Regions from separate parts of the Homo sapiens genome. Here region 2 is linked to region 1. Evidence: chromatin contacts called from ENCODE Hi-C or POLR2A ChIA-PET data. All regions are on one chromosome and are shown on one strand. Each heading gives the region's core, a stretch centred on a gene start or an enhancer-like site at or near the end of the contact. The rest is flanking DNA. Distances are from core to core; before and after follow the strand shown. Region 1 has its middle 83 kb from the start of KCNK12. Region 2 holds the start of MSH2 (mutS homolog 2).

Region 1 (3,128 bases), core at 239-2,738:
AGGGAGATCTTGGATATTGACAACGAACATTTTCCGGGTACTTTACAAAGTGCTTTCTCGTACACTTTCTCAGTTAATGTGAGCTTCCGTCAGAGTCTTCGTTTCAGCAGATTTAAGCAGAAAAAGTAATCTAGAAAGTATTTGGGGGTGTGGGTAGCTCACAGAATTGCCGTAAATTTGAAGCATGAAGCTCAGAAATCAGGTGGGAACCAAGGGAAGAGAAGGCAGCCAGAAGCACAAATCACTCCCCAGGAATGAGAAGGTGAGGACCACACAGCTTCAGACGCTGGATCTTACCATGGGCAGCCTGGCCACATCCCATGCTGGATACCTGTCAACGCCAGATGACCTGTCACCGCAAACTGTCATCCCGTTGCCCCCTCAGCCACCTCGTGGGCCTAAGGGGCCTCCTCTGTGCCTGCTTTTTTATATTACTCACTCCAGAATTAATAACCCTCCTGCCCAGATCCCCAAAGTAAGGCCTGGATCATAGCTGGCACCTTGACTATCAGGGAGGTGGAAAAAAGTGGGTGTCCTTTTCAGCCTACAATGTGCCCATAAAGAGTTCTAGAGAAGGAATCTTCAATCCTATGGAAGTTGGATTGGATGTAGGGCAGAAAAGGGCAACTGTCTACAACCAGCTTGCATGAACACCTTGGAGTCTGGGTTATTATAAACTTATCCTACTTATTGAAGGATGCTGGGGGAGGGGGCTTTATATGAATCAGGGCTACTGAGATCTTTATATCGGGACCTCTGTGCAGCTCTGTCCTGACAACGTCACTTATTGCTCACGATTGGCATACCATTAGGGGATTGTTGGCCATCCCCTCTTCCCTCCATTCTTTCCTATGGGGCTAAAGGCAGGGAGGTGGGTCTCAAGTGGATGTGAGACCTAGAGCACACTCCCACATCCACTTGAAACTCATAGCCCTTACACTGTCATAGTCGTCCCTTTAAACCATAAAATAATGCTCTGTTTGTTTGTCCTTTGCAAAATATTTGCTGGGAAACAAAGACCTTCAGTAGAAGCACAAGATTTTAAAGAGAGGAATGAAAGATGTAGCGAGGGGAAAAGAGCCAGGCTGGGAGGTGCACAGTTCACGCTGCATGGTTCAGCCTCAGTGCCGTGAGCTCTGTGCACGAGGACAGTGCTGAGCAAGGCATGCCTGTGTCCCCACTGGACAGCTGAAGAGACTCAGGCAGAGCATGGACAGACCTAGTTCAGAGCCTGGCTGCACATAGTAGGCCCTCAATGAGAGGTGATGATGATGGTGGTGGTGACGGCAGAGCGAGGACTCACTTTGTCCAACGACTACATATTACAGATGTCAGGTTCACGACTATGCCAAAGGTCATGTTGAGGTCCAGAAGGAGTGGGTGGATGAGCAGAAAGAACATTCAGGGGACTGTAGGCAGGTGAATGATTTTATTCAGCAGCAGCTCACATCAGCAGCTTTCTCACACTGTCTGCCTTGTCTGGGCTGCTTCAGCTGGCAGCTCCCACATACAGCTGTGTGACCGGCTCTCCCCTGCCTTCAGGGTCAGCAGCTTAACTCTTTCACTCTCTGGGCACTAGGGGGCCAAGCTGTGTCCTGGCTTTCCCCGTCCGTCTCCAAAAACGGACATCTCTGGCTCTGTCTCTTTCTCTGGGCACCAGCGCACCTGCACAGGGTCAACAGGGCAGTTGTACCTTTTACAGACAATAGTGGCATAGAGCCAAGTGATGACGTTCCCACGTTATAGCTACATGGCTGTGATAACAAGTGGAGTTATACGCCTGCGGTCTATGCTGAGTCACGTGGGATGTAAACATCCTACCTTGGCCTAACCTTGACCAAAGCACAGCCATGTTCCTTACAACAGATAAGGAAGCCAAGACACAGAGCGAGGGCCAGCGAGCTTTCCGGGGTGATCAGTAGGAAGGGGCAAGAAAGGGTTAAATCGTGGCCCAACACGCTTGCCACTGCAGCTAGATGCTGACACAGGTGATGGTAACAAGGCCCTAGAACTCTAACGGGAAGATGAGTCATCGGGGGGGGGGTCATTAAAATGCAGGCTCTGATTCAGTAGGCCTGGGGGCATTTCCAACCACACCTGGGGGCTGCTGGTCCCAGGCTGCACTTTGAGGAGCTGGGCTCTAGCAGCAGTTTGCCTCCCTGGGAGCACATTAGAATCACTTGGGGAGATTTCACAAATTACTGATGCTTGAGACCCGAGATTCTAATTTAATTTGAGGTGGTTACAGGGTCAGAGGTCGTTTTTAAAGGTTCTCAAGTGTGTCTTATGTACAGTCAAGTTGAGAAGGGCTGTGTGAGTGGCTTGAAAACCATTGGTCGCCTGTGAAGAGGGCTTTTGAGAGCACCTGCAAGGACCGCCTCTCCTTCCTTCCAGCTGCTGCTTTGCTTGTGGGGCAAAGGCTCTCAGTCCGCAGTTCCAGCTAAGTTTAAATATGCAAATACCTCCGAAATGGCAAAGGTGAGGGCTTCTCTGAAGCGTGGCTCCTCACAGCAGGGCCTTCCACAATGAAGGGAAAGTGTACACAAGTGGGCTAGAGCAAGGAGGTAGCCTCCACGACTGCACACTTCTGCTGCTGGCCAAGTGACCCCCAGTTTAGGAGATATGACGTTTGGTGAGCACACGTCAGGACTGACCTGATTGAGGTTTGATACCAGAAGGCTGGAGAAGGGGTGCTGGCACAGAAAAGATGCAACGAAGGAGACTCCCCAGGTAGTCCTGTCTCTGGTTCCTTGAGTTCTACCTTTCCCTCAAGGGCCTCTCTCTCCAGCCACTGCTGCCAGCATGACATTCTCCCAGGGGGCCTGGTTTCCCTTTAAGGTTGTGGCCTTAAAGTGATAATCCCACCCCAGCACACCTACAGCAGGCTGTAATTATCAAGGGGGTTGACATACCACTCAAATCAAAGGCAGAACCAAAAGAAGTAAGTACTCCAAAGGAAAGGACATGGACTGAAGGGCTCTGGTGGTCGGAGGAGGTAGGGAAATACACTATTCTATGTCTTCTTGGAAATTGACAAGGCCCATTAGCAGATTCAGGTTCTGGGAAGTCCTGTGGGAAGTAAACCCAATGAGCTTTGTTCACACTAGTGTCGCCGAGTTCATTTGGCC
Region 2 (3,464 bases), core at 69-2,568, 250 kb before region 1:
CTCCGGACCTCAGGTGATCCACCCGCGTTGGCCTCCCAATACGCTGGGATTACAGGCGTGAGCCACTGCGCCTGGCTGTTTGCTAACATTTTAAAATTTCAACCTTCCTCTTCCTTAACTGGTCTTCCCCTACCCCCCCTCAAGACGGGGTCTCTCGCTCTGTCGCCCCAGCTGCGGTGCAGTGGCGTGAACATAGCTGACGGCAGAAGACCTCCTGGGCTCAAACGATCCTCCTGGCTCGTGCTCCCAAAGTACTGGGATTATGGCGTGTGACACCACGCCTGGCGTCAAACGTTTGTCTTTTTATTTATTTTATTTTGTATTTTTTGAGACAGGGTTTTCAATCTGTCGCCCACGCTGGAGTGCAGTGGCACAATTTACGGCTCACCGCAGCCTCGACCTCCCGGGCTCAGGTGATCCTTTCGCCTCAGCCCTGCTAATATCTGGGATCACAGACGTGGGTTTTACCATGTTGCCCAGGATGGTGTCAATCTCCTGGGCTCAAGTGATCCGCCCACCTCGGCCTCCCAAATTGCTGGGATTACAGGCGTGAGCTACCGCGCCCTGCCACAAACGCATATCTTCTAACGTACCATTTCATTTACTTGCTATATTCATTATCTGAATTTTCTCATATTAGAATGTAAGCAGAATAAAGGCAGTGATTTTTCTTTTTACTGGCGATCCTCAGAGCCAAGAAGAGTCTGGGACATAGCAGGCCATATAAATGTTTTCGAATGAGTGAATCATCAACGAGTGGATGAAACGATAATGTGGCTAACAGGCAGCAGTAAGGAGGCTGTGTAGAATAAACCCGTAATCCCGATGTTGGCAGTTTGCTTAGAAAGAAAAAGGGAGGCAGTCGGAGAGGGGCACACGTTTTAACAAAATACTGGGAGGAGGAGGAAGGCTAGTTTTTTTTTTGTTTTCAAGTTTCCTTCTGATGTTACTCCCATGCTTCCGGGCACATTACGAGCTCAGTGCCTGCCGGAAATCTCCCACCTGGTGGCAACCTACCCTTGCATACACCCCACCCAGGGGCTTCAAGCCTTGCAGCTGAGTAAACACAGAAAGGAGCTCTACTAAGGATGCGCGTCTGCGGGTTTCCGCGCGACCTAGGCGCAGGCATGCGCAGTAGCTAAAGTCACCAGCGTGCGCGGGAAGCTGGGCCGCGTCTGCTTATGATTGGTTGCCGCGGCAGACTCCCACCCACCGAAACGCAGCCCTGGAAGCTGATTGGGTGTGGTCGCCGTGGCCGGACGCCGCTCGGGGGACGTGGGAGGGGAGGCGGGAAACAGCTTAGTGGGTGTGGGGTCGCGCATTTTCTTCAACCAGGAGGTGAGGAGGTTTCGACATGGCGGTGCAGCCGAAGGAGACGCTGCAGTTGGAGAGCGCGGCCGAGGTCGGCTTCGTGCGCTTCTTTCAGGGCATGCCGGAGAAGCCGACCACCACAGTGCGCCTTTTCGACCGGGGCGACTTCTATACGGCGCACGGCGAGGACGCGCTGCTGGCCGCCCGGGAGGTGTTCAAGACCCAGGGGGTGATCAAGTACATGGGGCCGGCAGGTGAGGGCCGGGACGGCGCGTGCTGGGGAGGGACCCGGGGCCTTGTGGCGCGGCTCCTTTCCCGCCTCAGAGAGTGGGCGGTGAGCAGCCTCTCCAGTGCGGAGGCACGGGGGCGGAACGTTGGTGCTTGTGCGGATTCCGCCGTCCCCAGGTTCTGCTTGGCTCCGGAGGGACGCCCCCCTCAGCCCTGAAACCCGTGCCTCTCCAGCCGCCCCGGATCTGAACTTGTGATCACGGAGTGTTTACGTCGTGCCAGGCATTTTAATGCATTGTTCTAGTTCATTTTCCAGCAGTCGCATTCCTCGCCTTGGCCCTACATGTAGCGCTCATTACAAACACGGCCAGAATCTCTTATTAACAAACAGCAGCCAGGAGTGAGATTTAAAATAGACTGGGGGTTTAGGAGACCCTTTTATGACACGTAATTCTGCTCCCACGACGCTCCCATTTATACCGCCGGTCCAGCTAAGGGTCTGGTAATGGAGCGCCGTTGAAGAGCAGTATGATGAAGTGGTCAGGACCAACGGACTCTGGAGCTGGGCTGCTTGGGATCAAGTCGCTGCCCCTCTGCTTATTAACGTGTGACCTTGGGCCAGTCATGGACGCTATCTGCTTCAGCTCAGCATTCAGTGCTCTCCGTCACCCGACCCCATCTATCCAGGATTATCTCTCCCTGGAAAGCTACAAACGTCTCACCCTATGTGGGCCAAATGTTCTGGATAGGCCTAGTTAACCTCTTCTCTCCCTGTTTTCTTTGCGCTTTCTTGCAGCTATGTAGTTATGCTAATGAAAAGAGCATCCTAGGGGGAGCAGAGTTGTGGATTCTAGTCCTGACTAGAGGACTAGTGCAAATGCGATACTCCTGATGAAAAATGTTTCATTCGTTAGATATAAATGTGTTAGGCAGGGTTATGGACACTAGATGAAAAAAGAAATACCTCTACTTTCATAGAGATCACTATTGGACAGCAAGGCAGAAATAATTACAATTCAAGTTGGAGGCTTATGGAGGTGAGCTTGTAAGAGGTTACAAGAGGCGCCAAGGCAGGATCGCCAAAGACGGAAGACTTTGGAAGAGTCTCATACAACGGAAGAGGCGTTATATGAGACACCAAAGTCCACGTTGAGTCTTGGTGGACTAGAAGTTTGCTAGGGAGAGGGCTTGAAACGAGGTAGATTGGCGTTGCTGGTGTAGAAAAGGAAGGAGACTGGCCCAGGTGGGTGGGGTTAGATGACCAAAGGCTTTTAGTGTGGTGTTGAGCTGTTGAAATTTTATGCTGTAGCCAATGAAAAGTCTGAAATGTTTTTTTTTTTTTTTTTTCTGAGACGGAGTCTTACTGTGTCGCCCAGGTTGGAGTTCAGTGGTGTAATCCTGGCTCACTGCAACCTCCACCTCCTGGGTTCAAGCGATTCTCCTGCCTCAGCCACCGGAGTAGCTGGGATTACAGGCACGTGCCACCACGCCTAGCTAATTTTTGTATTTTTAGTAGAGATGGGGTTTCACCATGTTGGCCAGGCTGGTCTCAAACTCCTGACCTCAAGTGATCCACCCACCTTGGCCTCCCGATGTGCTGGGATTACAGGTATTAGCCACTGCACCTGACCTACATAGATTTTACATAAGACTTTAAAACAGGGCGGGCGCAGTGACTCACGCTTGTAATCCCAGCACTTTGGGAGGCTGAGGTGGGCGGATCACAAGGTCAGGAGATCAAGACCATCCTGGCTAACATGGTGAAACCCTGTCTACACTAAAAATACAAAAATCCCAGCACTTTGGGAGGCTGAGGTGGGCGGATCACGAGGTCAGGAGATCCAGACCATCCTGGTTAACACTGTGAAACCCTGTCTCTACTAAAAATACAAAAAATTAGCTGGGTGCGGTGGCAGGTGTCTGTA

What was found. Hi-C counts contacts between places; a loop is a spot of excess contacts on that map. ChIA-PET counts read pairs that join two places held with the same protein, here RNA polymerase II (POLR2A). Pooled maps may share reads with other maps.
Region 2: a map of OCI-LY7 shows a loop between it and region 1 (3-fold over the local background). The contact joins the promoter of MSH2 here to the enhancer-like site in region 1. A Hi-C loop is called at or near these places in 1 of 168 maps with a recorded cell type or tissue (OCI-LY7), 1 of 37 single-sample maps with no recorded cell type and 2 of 50 pooled maps. POLR2A ChIA-PET finds 5 or more read pairs at or near these places in 3 of 52 experiments (AG04450, T-cell and endothelial cell of umbilical vein).

What each region holds. Positions count from the first base shown.
Region 1 is chr2:47,652,888-47,656,015 of GRCh38, forward strand. It overlaps a transcript of MSH2 not described here. Among named protein-coding and RNA genes, the nearest start is that of KCNK12, 83 kb to the left of the region's middle. Within about 2 kb of position 1,489, at least 5 of the 41 ENCODE cell types and tissues checked have a DNase peak (open chromatin) inside an H3K27ac peak, as active enhancers do; they include OCI-LY7, where a contact is called at or near this core.
Region 2 is chr2:47,401,838-47,405,301 of GRCh38, forward strand. It overlaps MSH2 (mutS homolog 2), which reads left to right and starts at 1,319. Exons shown (of 16, transcript NM_000251.3): 1 at 1,319-1,565. The coding sequence starts at 1,355. RefSeq lists enhancers at 1,006-1,055, 1,060-1,770, 1,771-2,479, 1,846-1,905.